2 separate regions of the Mus musculus genome follow, and region 1 is linked to region 2. The links are chromatin loops, found by intact Hi-C in ENCODE. Cell type or tissue: left cerebral cortex. All regions are shown on one strand. Links, peaks and the distances in the headings refer to the core of each region. The heading gives the core; the rest is flanking DNA. Region 1 holds the start of Ubqln2 (ubiquilin 2). Region 2 overlaps Klf8 (Kruppel-like factor 8).

What was found. Hi-C counts contacts between places; a loop is a spot of excess contacts. Peaks named below come from ENCODE experiments on the same cell type or tissue, not always from the same donor. Only the 100,000 strongest peaks of a DNase experiment are listed, where the experiment ranks them.
Region 1: it touches region 2 in a loop (4-fold over the local background); 26 of 42 quality-filtered maps call a loop at or near these places.

Annotation. Positions count from the first base shown.
Region 1 is chrX:153,494,748-153,503,087 of GRCm38, forward strand. It overlaps Ubqln2 (ubiquilin 2), which reads left to right and starts at 3,485. Exons shown (of 1, transcript NM_018798.2): 1 at 3,485-6,815. The coding sequence starts at 3,707. The coding sequence ends at 5,623. In left cerebral cortex, for the core only: no CTCF peak of the experiment used is centred there; DNase peaks (open chromatin) are centred at 3,152, 3,530, 4,161, 4,381 and 3 more places; H3K4me3 peaks cover 4,206 bases; H3K27ac peaks cover 2,916 bases.
Region 2 is chrX:153,385,692-153,394,031 of GRCm38, forward strand. Klf8 (Kruppel-like factor 8) reads left to right here. Exons shown (of 8, transcript NM_001357183.1): 8 at 6,996-8,340. The coding sequence ends at 7,177. Among named protein-coding and RNA genes, the nearest start is that of Klf8, 30 kb to the left of the region's middle. In left cerebral cortex, for the core only: a CTCF peak has its summit at 3,771 (motif pointing right); a DNase peak (open chromatin) is centred at 3,794.

The DNA of each region.
Region 1 (8,340 bases), core at 68-8,067, 110 kb after region 2:
CTGGAAATCAGTCTGGCGGCACCTCAGAAAATTGGACATAGTACTACCGGAGGATCCAGCAATACCTCCCCTGGGCATATATCCAGAAGATGCCCCAACTGGTAAGAAGGACACATGCTCCACTATGTCCATAGCAGCCTTATTTATAAGTGCCAGAAGCTGGAAAGAACCCAGATGCCCCTCAACAGAGGAATGGATACAAAAAATATAGCACAGCTTTTAAGAACATTTCTTAGTCCCGTTGAACCTGGTAAAGAACTTACACTATACAGAAATGATTGTACTGCTCTAATATCACACAAGTATAGGTGATTCTGGTGGAGTTTTTATTACAGTCTCATTGACTCAAATCTTGCCCTCCATATATAACTATTTTTCTAGTTGTAACGGAATTTCTTCTTCTTATTATTATTAATTAACTTTCTGCCATGTGCATCCACAAAAATAAAGAATGATCAGAATTTTCTTTGCATTCTGTAGATCCACTCCAGGAAGACAATATATTTTACTAATGGATACAACCATAAATGTAGAAATGCTTAGTAAAATTGTCTGAAGATTTTAGTATACTTTCAATGCTGGTTAGCAAGTTGGCCTTTACTTCCCAGAGGAATATGAAGTTCTTGTTTCCTGCCACAGCTACTAAAAGTAATTCAGGTAATGCTTATGAAGAGCTGGCTTAGGAATTCTTTACCAACTCTGTCAAGCTCTGGAACTACACTGTCTTTCAAATCTGTACTTACTGATTTTTGTGGTGCTGGGGATAGAACCTGGGACCTTGTGTATGTTCTGGCTCAGTTCTTTTTTAGTTTGTACATGGTTTATTCCATTGCTTTCATATTGAAACAAGGTAAAATGTCTTTCTAGTATCTCACAAAAAGGAAAATGTAGCAGAAAGAGGAAAAAAAGGGGAAGAGAAAAGGATGAAGGGAGAGAAATATTGTTTGTTGGTCTTTGCTGTTTTCATTTTATGGCTGGCATGTCAGGTACCTCTTCCAGTTTTCTTTGTTGTCCTTGTTATTTGAATGTGTATTACACTAATTTTGCTATTATTGGGCATTTAAAATCTTAAAATGTATAAATTTGACTCTGAATTCATTCACATAGTACCCCATAAATCTAATGTTAATGAACTCAGACCTGCTAAAAATGAATATTCTTATTCACCACTTATTTCAATTGGCTTGGGATGGGGCCTAGAAATTTCTATCAGTATCAAGTTCCTTAAACTACATATAGGGTAATCTTGTGGTAAGTATTGAGATTATATTCTCATTATAATTATGCTTACCAATTCATTCTACTAAGAATTTCAATTTGTACTATCTCAAAAGTGTTCGGATTTCTTTAAATTTTAAGTGTTTTCTTCTTCCTCATTTTTGTTAATAGTATTTACCTTTAAGAGTCATTAACAATTCCTTGTGATATAGTATTAAATTTCTATTTATTTTCAGAAAAGTTAAACATATTTTAACAGAGGTGAGTTGTCACTATCTAAAATCAGCCATTGCTGGTAGCCTGTCATGTTTCCTTCGAGTTTAGAGACAAAGCACATTTTTACAGCTTTAACTCCAGTTCCATTTAGTCATTGTGTAGAATCCTGTACCATTTCCTCTTCCTTGTGACTAGATGTTTAGAATGACTGCCTCTTGTACATTTATTTTCTGTTAATTTTTCTTTCAGTACTAGGAATTGAACCCAGGGTCTCTTCACACACAGTACGCATGTGCTCCATCAGTGAGCAGCAGCCCAGCCCTTCTAGCTAATAGAATATTTTATATACATATGTACATATGTTTTAAATACCATAGATATTTACATTTGATGTGTGTCAGTTAATTATGTTTTGATATGTATTTAAAGCAAGTATACTTTTCATTGTACATTATATCTATATGAGCTCTTGCATATATAATGATTTTTGTACTAGTCATGGGTATAATGGCCCTGTATTTTGTTTTACACTGAGATTTATTAAGGTACTGTGACGTAATGATTTTGAAATGCTGTTAAATCATCTCTAGGTTTTTGTATGGGAAAAGGATTTTCTGTGTTCAAAGCAAGAGAAATAAATGATTTCAGAATAATTTCTTCTATAATTCAGGTTTTCTATAACAGTAATACTCCATTTTTTGTTTTCTTTATTTAATCCATAATGATTATGTTAATTTCTGCCACGACTATTGTGTGCCTGTCAATTTTTACCTTTACTCTTGTCTGAAAATAATATTTGTAGTTTTTAAAAATCATAAACGCAATGCATATTTATTCATCAAATTCACAATCTTATAAAAATAGAAAATAAGAATTATTTACAATTTCAGCTCTTACTAATAATTACCTTTATCATAATGGAGTATAGCCTTTCAGATTTTTTTCACACATACAGTCTACAAGCTTTTTGATGCTGACACCTACACACATGTATTGTTTCCATTTGTTAAGAAAACCATAAAAAATAACCCCAAATATCGTCTATTATTTTCTCCTAACTACAGTGCATTTAATGTATTTTTTAGAGACATGTAATACTACATGAATTAGCCACCATCTTTTAGACACAGGGATTATTTTATTGTATGGCAAAATCATAGTATTCCTGTCACAGACCCATTTAACTAGCTAAACGCTATTTTTTAAAATGCCACGTTGTTTATATATACTTTTCGAATTGATTATTAGGTCTTTCTAAACAAAGGTGCAAATCCTTAAAATGTCCATTTGTATTTTCAAACTGCCCCATTACAACAATTCATACTACGACTAGCATGAGAGTGCATTTTCTCGGCTCCTGGTCAACAAGGTTTAACGTTCTTTTTTTTTTTTTTATCGCTGCCAATATGATAAACCCGAAGGAAAAATCTCATTGTGTTTATTTGAATCCCTTTGATTAGGAGCGAGCCTCATCTTTTCAGAAGCCTGTTGGCCGTTTCTCGGCTTCTTTTGTAAAATGCTCGCTCCCGCCATGCCTTCCCTTCCCCCAACCGGGCGCTCATTCTCCCTTTTTGCTTTGTCAGAGTTCTTTACTATTCATTTTTCGTCCTTTGCCTGGGATCGGTTCAATTCAGGCTTTCATCCTTTCACTGCCTCCCAGATTGCGAACCCACATTCTCCATTGGTCTTTCAGTGGCTGCTAAAGAAGCTGCCTCCCTCTTCCTCCTCCTGGCCTCCTCCCTTCCCCCCTCGCCTCGCCCGCCTCGCCTTGGTCCCCTGGCTTTTCTCTCCAGCCTCCTTCCTTTTCCTTCTCTTCCCCCCTCTCTTTGTTTATTTCTCCCTCCCTCTCCCTCTCCCTCCCTCCGCCCCCCCTCCTCTGCAGGGCAGGAGTTTTGCGCTCGGCCGCGAGACGCTCGCTGGGCTGGCGCCGCGTCAGCAGGGGGCGGGGCGCGGCCGGGGGCGGGGCGGGGCGGGGCGGGGCGGGAGCGCGGGCGCCGCAGCTGCAGGAGTCGCTGGGAGTGCGCGCGGGCAGATCACAAGGCGGCGGCAGCGGAGACGGCCTGCAGGACCTGCTCTCTCAGCCCTCAGCCGAGGCCTACGCCGAGCCGAGTGCGCAGCCGACGACCGGGAGGAGCCGCAGCCTTCAACTCTGAGGTACTGTGATCCGCGCTGCCCGCCGGGCCGCCCCAGTCCGCTGCTGCGGCACCTCCTTCCCTCGCGCCCTCTTCGCTCGCCAGCGCCTTCCCTGTGAGCCTGCGTCACCGCGGCCGCCATGGCTGAGAACGGCGAGAGCAGCGGCCCCCCGCGCCCCTCCCGCGGCCCTGCGGCGGCCCCAGGCGCGGCCAGCCCGCCGGCCGAGCCCAAAATCATCAAAGTCACTGTGAAGACCCCCAAAGAGAAGGAGGAGTTCGCGGTGCCCGAGAACAGCACCGTGCAGCAGTTCAAGGAAGCGATTTCCAAACGCTTCAAATCGCAGACCGATCAGCTCGTGCTGATTTTCGCCGGAAAGATCCTGAAAGATCAAGATACCTTGATGCAGCATGGCATCCATGATGGACTGACTGTTCACCTGGTTATCAAAAGCCAGAACCGTCCGCAGGGCCAGGCCACCACGCAGCCCAGCACGACTGCGGGAACGAGCACGACGACCACGACCACCACCACGGCGGCGGCGCCGGCGGCGACGACATCATCGGCTCCCAGGAGTAGCTCCACACCTACCACCACGAATAGCAGCTCCTTTGGGCTGGGAAGCCTTTCCAGCCTTAGTAACCTGGGCTTGAACTCGCCCAACTTCACCGAGCTTCAGAACCAGATGCAGCAGCAGCTCCTGGCCAGCCCTGAGATGATGATCCAGATCATGGAAAATCCCTTTGTTCAGAGCATGCTTTCGAATCCTGATCTGATGAGGCAGCTCATCATGGCCAATCCACAGATGCAACAATTGATCCAGAGAAACCCAGAAATCAGCCACCTACTGAACAACCCAGATATAATGAGGCAGACGCTGGAAATCGCCAGGAATCCTGCCATGATGCAAGAGATGATGCGAAATCAAGACCTGGCTCTCAGTAATCTCGAAAGCATCCCAGGTGGCTACAATGCTCTGCGGCGCATGTACACTGACATTCAAGAACCTATGCTGAATGCCGCACAGGAGCAGTTTGGGGGCAACCCGTTTGCCACGGTGGGGAGCAGTTCCACCTCAGGGGAAGGTACTCAGCCCTCCCGCACGGAGAATCGTGATCCGCTGCCCAATCCTTGGGCACCACCGCCAACAACCCAGACGGCTGCGACCACCACCACCACCACGACCACAAGCAGTGGCAGTGGCTCTGGCAGCAGCTCCAGCAGCACCACCGCCGGGAACACCATGGCTGCAGCTAATTACGTGGCTAGCATCTTCAGCACCCCAGGAATGCAGAGCCTGCTGCAGCAGATAACTGAGAATCCCCAGCTGATTCAGAATATGCTGTCTGCGCCCTACATGCGGAGCATGATGCAGTCGCTGAGCCAGAATCCAGATATGGCGGCCCAGATGATGCTGAGTAGCCCGCTGTTCACTTCGAATCCTCAGCTGCAGGAGCAGATGCGTCCACAGCTCCCGAATTTCCTGCAGCAGATGCAGAATCCAGAAACCATCGCGGCCATGTCAAACCCGAGAGCGATGCAAGCGCTAATGCAGATCCAGCAGGGGCTACAGACTCTAGCCACTGAAGCACCTGGCCTCATTCCCAGCTTCGCTCCAGGTGTGGGGATGGGAGTGCTGGGAACCGCCATAACCCCTGTGGGCCCAGTCACTCCCATAGGGCCCATCGGCCCTATAGTTCCTTTCACCCCCATAGGCCCCATCGGGCCTATAGGACCCACTGGCCCTGCAAGCTCCCCCGGCTCCACCGGCACTGGCATCCCGCCTGCAACCACTGTGTCCAGCTCTGCACCTACTGAAACCATAAGTCCAACCTCGGAATCTGGACCCAACCAGCAGTTCATTCAACAAATGGTGCAGGCTCTCACTGGAGGAAGCCCTCCACAGCCGCCGAATCCTGAAGTGAGATTTCAGCAGCAACTGGAACAGCTCAACGCCATGGGGTTCTTAAACCGCGAAGCAAACTTGCAGGCCCTAATAGCAACAGGAGGCGACATCAACGCGGCCATTGAGAGGCTGCTGGGCTCTCAGCCATCCTAATTACGTTTCTGTACCTTGAAAAAAAATGTATCTTATTTTTGATAATGGCTCTTAAATCTTTAAACACACAAAATTGTGCTTTACTTTTATTTTGATTCTTTTAAATCTGTCTACCTATAAATCTAATAGGATGCATTTTAAGGTGGAGTCCCTCCCTCCCTCCCTCCCTCCCTCCCTGCTCCTCCTCCCCCCACCCTCTCCCTTCCCTTCCAGCCTGCCCTCTCCCCTCTTTGTTTCCTTCATTCCTTTCTTTTCTTCTTTTGATTTCCTTCCTTCTCTGATTTGAATGGTGGGAATCAATACTGTTTCACTCAAAGGTGTTGCATGCAAACACTTCTCTTTATTCTGCATTTATTGTGATTTTTGGAAACAGGTATCAGCCTTCACAGTTGGGTGAACAAGTTTTGTCCTACAGATGTCCAGTTTATTTGCATTTTAAACATTAGCCTATGATAGTAATTTAATGTAGAATGAAGATATTAAAAAAACAGAAGCAAATTATTTGAAGCTCTCTAATTTGTGGTAAAATATTGCTTATTGTGACTTTGGCATGTATTTTTGCTAGCAAATGCTGTAAGATTTATACCATTCATTGATCGTTTTTGCTATTTGTACACAGTACAGTAAGCACAATTGGAATTGTACATCTAGAAGTATTACTGTAGAATCTCTGAGCAGAATATGTGTAACCAAAATAAGAAAGAATATAAGAAATATTCCTGAAGCTAGGTATGTCTCACAATTTTGTAGAATCTTACAGCATATTTGATAAATTTCTCAGTGAAAATGTTGGCTAGGCAAGTTCAGTTAAAATATAGTAGAAATGTTTATCCTGGTTTCTCTAAGTATACATTAAATTGTACAGAAACCTTACAGTGTAACATTGTGTCAACAGTTGCAGATTGATTGTATATGACCTTAATCTTTGTGCAGCCTGAAGGATCAGTGTAGTGACTCCAGGAAAGTGCTTTTTATCTAAGAGTTCCTCAGCTTCTCCCATGAAGAGACCTTCATATGCATTTTGATTTGTAATTGGAAATGTAACTTTTACTGGAAGTGTCATGTGATGTTTGCATTACTTTTAACTGCTATGTATAAAGGAAAGTGTATCTTTTGGCTCTATCAGTTATTTCTCTTGTGCACAGGGAAAAATGCATTAAAATGACTAAAAAAATAAAAAAATAATAAAAAATGGAGAAAGCTCTTTTATTTTGCCTTTTGGCCCTAGAATCACATCTAGAAGGGTTAGCTCCCCTCACAAGTGTTTATTTACAGGATTGTACTATGGGAAATTATTTTTGACATGCACATTTAGATGTTCTAATTATTGCCCCCAAAGGTTAACCAATTATTAATTAGTATTTCCCCTGCCCCCCCACCAGTATATTGGGAATGTGACTGGGCTTATTTTAAATAGATAAAATATGGGAAACGATAGTATCCCGGTGTCTTTTAGAAACAATATGTTGTTTTATGAGGTGGGGTACTGGGAGGATTGTTAAAAGCAGGATCTCACTGACTAGCTTTTTAGTTAGTCTAGTTCCTGCTAATTGGACTCAGCTATTAGGAAGCACTATTGTGCTACTAATAGGAGCCTCTAGTGTGCTCATGTGGTCATCTTAATACACAAAATTTATTTTCAGACATTATTTTACATTAACAATCACAAGCACCTATTTCATAAAATTCTGGGTGGCTCTTTCCTGCTAAGCTGAATGGTAAGTTGAATGCCCTCTGTCAAACGTATAGCACGGGCACTAATTGTGTGTGCTGCACAGTATGTAGCAGTGCTAATAAGGATGGGAGAAGCTTTTTTTTTTTTTCCTGTCGCCAGAATGTGTTTGCAGCAATTCTGTTTTGTGAAGAAACAGTTCTCTGGGAGATGGCCAGCAAGTGCAAAAGTCTGAATACTTGATTCCTGGTAAGACTCGGTGTATAGTAAATATTTGCCATGATTATTTTTAAATAGTTTTGTTTTTTTTTTTAAATATACCTAATACCATTTGGTCCATCCCTGTTTCTCAGAACAACATCTTAGGAAATGGTGATTTATTATCTCCATGCTCTGTGGTAGTGAGGATTTGAGATTAACCCAGAGATAGCCTAAAGTAATAAATTTAACTTAATGATGTGAATGATTTTAGAAGTAAATACTAAAACTGGGGGCATAGGAAACTAGCAGTAAATCTGTCACCACATGAGAAGCTGGATGCCGGCTGAGGCCTGGTTCAAGCAATTAAACAGATATGTTTATTCAAAACATCCAAGGAACAGAGAATCCTTGAGCTTTGCCAAATGTATATTTTTTTAAAGTATGCTGTGTAATTCCAGAAAAGATCTGTGCCTATTGAATCTATTATTCCCCCAACTTTATACTTTATTTAAAAAAAAAAAAAACCTGCATTGGCCTCACTTTAAATGACTTTTAGCTGTTATTCCTCTCATATGTAATACACTTTATATTATTTTATTGCAGGTTTATTTTTGTAGTCTCTTTTTTATTTTGGGTTCTTTTCATCTACTGAACAATGTGTGCACTTCTCCACCACTGTAATCAAGAAGGTATAACCGGATTTGCTATTCCTCTGCTCAGTTACTGAGAGTCACAGTCTCCTTAAATTTGCTGGGTGGCAAACAAACACGATTCAGCAGCATGTGGCAATGAGGTGGGAGCTTAGGCTAGCATCTGGCCCGGCAGGAGAGCTTCACCAAGACCT
Region 2 (8,340 bases), core at 129-8,128:
GTTCTTACCCGAAAACCACTTTCATAAAAATAAACAAACAAAAAAACTAGCAAAACAAAAGGCCGGGTACGTTCCAAGCAAGTATGCTACTGTGCCTAGTTTTTCATTGCTAGGTATTAAACCCAAGGCATCATGCATGCCATCCTATGCAAGTACTCTACCAACTGAGCTACATCACTAGTCCCATAGATTTTTGCTTTGTCTGCCCTCAAACTTGCTATGTAGCTGAGGCTGACCTTGAATTTTTGATGCTTTTGTCTCCACCTCCAATTTTTTGTTGTTGTTTAAGTAATTCCCATGCTGTTTGTTATGGACTAGTTCACTTTTCCACCCACAGTATCTTAAGAAATCATTTTTCTCCATATTCTTTTCAGTACTTTGTGATTGATCAATTGGTTGTTTATTTATTTATTTGTTTGTTTATTCATTTGTTTATTTGTTGATTATCGCCCTTCTGACCAGGCTGGGGTTGAATCTCAATATAGGTTTCTTCTGTGATGGGTAAAAGCTAACCATTTTTTCATGTATTTACCGGAGTATTTGTATTTCTTCTTTTCAATAGTGTATGTTCACATTATCTTCCCATTTAGAGAGTGAATTACCCATTTCCTGTTAACTTTTCTGATTTCTTTGTCTATTTTGGCTGTTGATCATCTATCTCACCTACCTTCCTTTTTTTTTAATTAGATATTTTCTTTATTTACATTTCAAATGCTATCCCGAAAGTTCCCTCCCCCCTCCCCCCAGCCCTGCTCCCCTACCCATCCACTCCCTATGAATGACTAGCAAAGGTTTTTCTTTCATTCTGTAGGCTGTTAATATCTTTTGTTGACTGTGTCCTTTATTCTACAGATGCATTTTAATTTGTTATCATACCATGGGTCAAGTCTTGATTTTATTTCCTGATCTATTAGAGTCATTGTGAGGAGATTCTTGCTCATGCCTACATCTTGAAGTATTTCACATACTTTGCTCAAATAGTTTCAGTATGATGGGTCTGACACTAATTTCAGTCCCACTTTGAGTTGTGTGTTGTTTAGTGAATGCTAAGGATATATTTTTAATGTTTTGCATGTGGATATAACCAGTTTCCCCAGCACAATTTCAGGATGAGCTTTCTCAAGTATATTTATATTAGCCATTCTCGTCATTGGAACTAAATATTGAAGTAAGACAACTTTAAGGGGAAAAGATTTATTATGGTTCCTGATTTCAGAGGTTTTAGTCTATGGCCACCTGCCTGCCTCCGTTGCTTTTGGTGAAGCAGAGCATCATGGTAGAAGAAAGTGGCTCACCTCATGGTGGTGTACAAGAAAGAGATACAGAGTTTTAAGAGCATGAATGTATTAACTGTTGATCATGACCCTCATAATGCAGTCATTCCTAGCATTACCAGCTAGGGACATAACTTTTGTACCAAAACATAACGGTATGGGTTGTTTGTTTGTTTTGCTTTAGTCAAAGATTAGCTGGCTATAGATGTGTGGTTAATTTCTAGATTCTTTATTCTATTCTGTTGGTATGTGTGTCTGATTTTATACCAGTACTATGTTTGTTTTATTTTGTTACTAATGCTCTGTAGTATGTTTTGAAATGAAATATTATAGTGCCTTCTATTGTAGTAAATCTCCAACCCCAATAAGCCTGAATAAAGAATGCACAACTCAGTTACAATATTTATAAACTGTAGGCCTAGATTGGGCAGATTTACTACTATAGTACTCTATTCCCCAGCTATGAGATTCCTTGCTACCTGTGGCTTCTCCAGGCCACGTGGTTCTGCTCCATCTTCCTTCTACCTCTTATTCCTCTCTCTTTCCTCCATCTCCTCATTTCTCTCCTTCTTCCTTTCTTCCATTACTCTCTAAAACCCCCAGATCTACCTTTCTCTTCCACTGCGCAATCACAGGCTCTAGACTTTATTTGACCAGTCAAAATGAGCACAAGGTTCCCATGAAATCACCTGAGTCCATGATCCACTCCTCATCTGGGCAGCTCCTCTTGAGGAAGCAGAATTAGCATCAATATATCAATAGCACCAGGGCAATTCACAACAACCTTCAACATTATACATTTCCTCAGGATTGATTTTTTAAAAGACTTATTTATTTTATTTATATGAGTACACTGTAGCTGTCTTCAGACACACACCAGAAGAGGGCATCAGATCCCATTACAGATGGTTGTGAGCCACCATGTGGTTGCGGGGAATTGAACTCAGGACCTCTGGAAGAGCAGCCAGTGCTCTTAACTGCTGAGCCATCTCTCCAGCCCCTTAGGATTGTTTTGACTATTTCGGTCTTATGCTTTAATATAAATTTCAAGATTTTCTTTCTATTTTTTTTAAGAATGTGATAGGTGTTACATTAATAAGTAGAGATTGCTTTCAGAAATGTGATCATTTTATAATACTTATTTGACCTGTCCAAGAAACTGGGAGGTCTGTCCATGTTGGAATAGCTACGGGTTTTGTTTGTTTGTTTGTTTTTGTTTTTCAGTGTTTTATAATTTGCATTTTTAGTCTTCCATCGTTTGGTCTTCTGTCTCCTTGGCTAGATTTATTTCAGGATAATCTTCGGCATTTGTGATTGGAGTTCATTACTTTAAAAATGACACTTATCAATTTATATTGTGTGTTGGGTAGGTGCTTGTGCCACAGGTATTTGTATGGAGGTCAGAGGACAAACTGCAGGAGTTGGTTCTCTCTTTCCACCATATGGATTTTCAAGTGCCAGGCTTGGTAGCAAGCACCTTTACCAACTGAACCTTCTCAGCCTATCTTTCTTTGTTTCTTCTTTCTTATTTTTCTTACCTTATTGCCATGCATAAAATTTCAGTATTGTATTTAAAAAGAGTGTGGCTTGTATACATTTTGTTTTAGTTATTTATTTTTTACAAGAAGCTCTTTTAGTCTCTCCTCATTCAGAATTATGCTGATTATACGCTTACTGTGTCCTTTGTCAGGTTGAGATGTGATCCTCCTGTTCCTAATTTCTTCCAGGCTTATATCTGAGTCCTGTTCCACATTTATCAAGATTATCCTGGGATATTTATCTTTGATCCTATTTATGTACTGTGTTACATTATTCATTTGTGTACATTGACCCATCCTGACACACCAAGAATGAAAACAAGTTAACCATGGCTTATTATTTTTATATGCTGTTTAATTCAGTTTGAAATACTTTGTTGGGGATTTTTGTGTCTATGTTCATCAAAGCTGTTGGCCTGTAGCTTGTTTGTTTGCTTTTTTTTTTTTTTCTGATGTGTCCTCATCGGGTTTTGGTGTATATCTAGATAACACTGACCTCAGTTTGAACACAAGCTTCTTTAACCACAGTAAGATGGAACACAGGGTCCCCCAATGGAGGAGCTAGAGAAAGCACCCAAGGAGCTGAAGGGGTCTGCAACCCTATAGGCGGGACAACAATATGAACTAACCAGTACCCCCAGAGCTCGTGTCTCTAGCTGCTTATGTAGCAGAAGATGGCCTAGTCGGCCATCACTGGAAAGAGAGGCCCCTTGGTCTTACAAACTTTATATGCCCCAGTACAGGGGAATGCCAGGGCCAAAAAGTGGGAGTGGGTGGGTAGGGGAGCAGGGTGGAGGGAGGGTATAGGGAAATTTCGGGATAGCATTTGAAATGTATATAAAGAAAATATCTAATAAAAAAAATTCCACCAGAGAACTCTTAAACCTGGGGGGAAAGAAAAAAGAAAAAAAGAAAAAGAAATAGACTTCTTCAGGGTGCAGTGAGCTCAGAGTGCCACATGATGGCAGCAGTTTAACAAGCCAATTATTCATTTGGGTGTAGTGAAAATAGGAATTCCTAGGAGAAATCCTTGAACAATTATAATAAATTCTACACATAGTGAAACTGTTGTGAAGTGTGGAGATGGGCTACTACCATATCGAATAAAAGTAAAACAAAATTATATTCCCTATATTCTCCTTTTTAAGTGTCAATACTCATGTGTAACTGTCTAGACTTTTCCCTTTTGTTTGGTGAGAGAGATAGACAAGGTAGTCCTACCTAGTCTAGAACTCATTATGTAGACCAAGCTGGCTTTGAACTCAGAGATCACTCTGTTTCTTCCTTATGGGTCTGGGATTAAAGGTGTGTACCACTACACTTAGGTTATCTTTAGTCTTAAAATATCCAGGTGTGTGTCAGTCTTCTTACAGGCTAATGTAAAAATTTCTGAATATTGAAATGATCAGTAACTAACATTTTTAATCAACCAAATAGTTTCCTGGTACTACTCCAAACCTGTGAAGTCAGCCTGGACCCCATTCTGTTGTCCAATTATCTAACAGGTATACAGTTAATTAGTGAACACTTGAGAGGGTTAGTAGGTGTTAGCAGTAAGTTAAAAGAAACTAAGAAAATCTGATTGGCACGAGACATTAAAACTGCAAAGCTGTAAATGCCTTGGAAGTTTTATAATGGGGAAAGGAGGGGTAGAAGAACAAAGACTGATAGACATTTTTCTCCATTTATTTATTTATTTATTTATTCATTCATTCATTCATTTTACATCCCTATTGCTGCCCCCTAGTTCCCCCTCATAGAGTCCTTCCCCCACCCCTCCCCTTCTCCTCTGAGAGGGTGGGGCCCCCTAGGTATCCCTCCCCACCCTGACACATCAAGTCTCTGCAGGGCTAGGTGCATCCCTCTCCCACTGAGGCCAGATAAGGCAGCCCAGTTGGCAAAGGATTCCAGAGATAGGCAACAGCTTTAGGGATAGCCTCTGCACCAGTTGTTGGGGGACCCACATGAAGACTGAACTGTACATCTGCTACATAACGTGCTAGGGGCCTCAGTCCAGCCCATGTATGCTCTTTGGTTGGTGATTCAGTCTCTGGGAGCCCCCAAGGTTCCAGGTTAGTTGATTCTGTTGGTCTCCTGTGGCATTCCTGTTCCCTTCATTTCCTTCAATTCTTCCCCCAACTCTTCCATAAGAGTCCCCCAGCTCCAGTGTTTGGCTGAGGCTCTCTGCATCTGTTTCAGTCAGCTTCTGGGTGGAGCCTCTCAGAGGATAGTTGTGCTAGGCTTCTGTCTGCAAGCATAACAGAGTATCATTAATAGTGTCAGGGATTGGTGCTTGCCCATGGAATGGATCCCATGTTGGGCTGATTATTGGTCGGCCATTTCTTGAGGCTCTGCTCCATCTTTCTCCCTGCATTTCTTTTAAACGGGACAGGACTACAGAGTGAATCTCAAAATAGCCAGGGCTGCACAGTGGAACCTTGTCTAGAAAAAAGCCGAAGAAAAAATTAGATTTATTTATTTTCATTTTATGTATATGGGTGTTTTGCCCATGTGTATGTCTATACACCATGTCACATGGCATCAACAGAGCCCAGAAGAAGGCATCAGATCCCCTGCAACTGGAGTTACAGATAGTAGTGAGCCACATCTGGGTGCTGGGAATTGAGCCTAGGTCTTCTGTAAGAGTAGCCAGTGCTCTGAACAACTGTGCCATCTCTCTAACCCCAATTAATTAACTTTTGCAACAGAAGCTCACTTAGAAACCTAGTTTAGCCTCAAATTCTTGACCCTCCTACGTAAGTTTCTTTAGTACGTGTTGTGTGTGTGTGTATTTGTATGTATATATAACACACACACACACACACACACACACACACACACACTGTGCTGTGGTAGTTCTTCTTATACTAATCCCCTCTTTTCCTTTCCTTAGCATGCAGGTCTCATGATACAATCCAGCTATAACCTGAAGTCTCCAAGCATGGAGCTATCTAAAATACTTGGGCTTAACAACTCTCCCGTTCCTTTTTATGTATACATTTCTGACCTTACACAGAAGCAAGCTTTTGCTGAGTGCTCTTTCCACTGAGTCACCTGTTCTTATTGTAGATGACTTTGTTTCAGATTGTTCATTAGGAAGTATCAGATGAGAGAACAGAGTTATAATAGGGTGGAAAGTGTCAGCAACCTGGATCTCTGTTACAGTTTGCATGTAGAATTCCGCGTATGGGCTCATGTGTTTGAAATCTTGCTCTCCAGCTAGTTGTGCTGTTTCAGGGAGGTTACGGAAATTCTTGCAGTTGGAGGTTGACTGTAGGAGGTGAATCTCTGGGACTAGGCTTATAGCCCATGCATACTTTCTATCCTCTTTCTGCTTCTTGATCTATAGAGATGTGAGTCAAGCTCCTGACTTAATGGAGCCTCTCATCACCTTGTCTACTTTGCCATAATGGACTATATTCATTCCTCAAACTGTGAGCCAAAATAAGTCCTTTTTTCCCTAATGTGTCTTTCCAGGCATTTGGTTCCAGAAATGGGAAATGTAATGAATATTGTTCAGATTGTACTGTTTACTAACAATCTAGGTTTCCTTTTGTTTGAGGTTTTTTCCTACTCCTTTTTGAGACAATGCCTTACTATAGTTGCATAGCCTGGAACTCACTATGTAGACTAGCCTGACCTTAAACTTGCACTGTTCCTCCCGCCTCTGGCCACTACTGTCTCCCTTTTAAAATGCTTTGAACAACCTTTTGAGATATTTTTACCTTGATTTAGTAGTGTTGAGAAATTGACTTGGCCAGGGGAAAGCGATTACTTAATATACGGTTAGCGTGGTAAAGGTAGAATTCGAGCAGAATTCAATAACTCTTTGAGAGCCTGTGTTCTTCACTGTGTTCTACACTGTCTTCAGCCTAACTTCAGAACTTCAAGCAGCAGTATGTAGAGGCGTTTTAAAAGTTTTTTACCACAAAAACAAAACAAACAAACAAAAACAATATGTGAAATAATACATATGCTAGTTAACTGTATTTAACCAGTCCCATAGTGTGTACAAATCATGAAACTAGAAGACGTGCAATATGATGTTCATTTGTCAAACTAATTAATTTAAAAGGTGAATAACACGTACTTCTTCAAGGCGACTGTCTTACTTTAATACATTTAATAATGTATTTCTGCTGTTTTTCTGATTACCTTCAATATCATCATGTTTTTCCTGCAGGAGAGAAGCCTTACAAGTGCACCTGGGATGGCTGTTCCTGGAAATTTGCTCGCTCGGATGAGCTTACTCGCCATTTCCGTAAGCACACGGGCATCAAGCCATTCCGGTGCACAGACTGCAACCGCAGTTTTTCTCGATCTGACCACTTGTCCCTCCACCGCCGGCGTCATGACACCATGTGAATATCACAGGCCACAGCAGGCACGCTGCAATGGCCTCCTGAGTGTGTGCTGAAGTTGTAACTACGTTTGCCTCTTTGACTACAACTTGCCCCCATGATTGGGGTCCGAACAGCCTACTGAGCCAGGTTAATGAGACTGGAAAACAAGTTAGCTGGTCTCCCATGCGGCTCTTCATATTCCACTTTCACCTCTTCACTGTCCAGACTTCAGTTTTTGCAACCTCTTCCTGGGTTGAATTCAGTGCGGCGCCCATGGCTGCCCTCCCTGATCCCTCATGCTACATTATAGACATTTTTCCTACAATAACAAACAAAACAGGAATCAAACTCAAGGCTGTGAACAAACATCCGCTGCTCTCCCCTCCCCCCTGGTTTCTCTTGTTTTCTAAAGATTTTATTCACATGTGTGTATATATATATACACATATATGTGTATGTATATATATATATATATATATACTGTAACCAGTACTTAATATCACTTAGCAATGTCCTAAAATGAGGGTTTTTTTTCAAAGTTGTAGCTACAAGGGGCATAACAGTAGAGTTGGTTGATCAAATTTACATAGAATTGAGTCTGAAATACAGAGTCTCATGCTAACCGTGAAGGTTTTGTAGATCCAGTTTTACTTGTTCTTAACAGTTTGGTTTACAGGCAGTGCCAGCCCTCCTTTTGAAGTTCATCAAGAGCAATGAAGGGATTCCTTGACCTCCTTTTCCTCCTCATGCTCCTTTAGAATAAAAGGTTTTATGGCACAATTCCATTCTTTTTAGGTTAAGTTTGGACAAATATTCAAAGCACAGAAAGATAGATCAGTAGGGAGAAGTATTCTAGGAAAATACGTGGGCAGTGACAGGCAAGAGCAGACCTGGGAGCACCCTGTGAACAATTACTTGGATAAGGTGTTAGAACTGCTGTTAATCCCAAGCCTCGTTCAGAGGGCAGCCTGTTGAAACATCACTTTCGATGGGCTCCACTGTACTGTTGATTCTTTTGTTTACATAAGGCAACCATTCAGCGTATTACCTGATGAGAAATTGCACACTGAGCACGTTATAGAGAGGTGAGGGGTTGCACTAAAGGAATTTTGTTTACTTCATGCCATTTTGGGCATTTGTTCTTCTCTTTCTAATGGGATGGAAGAGGTTTTCTTTCTGACACTG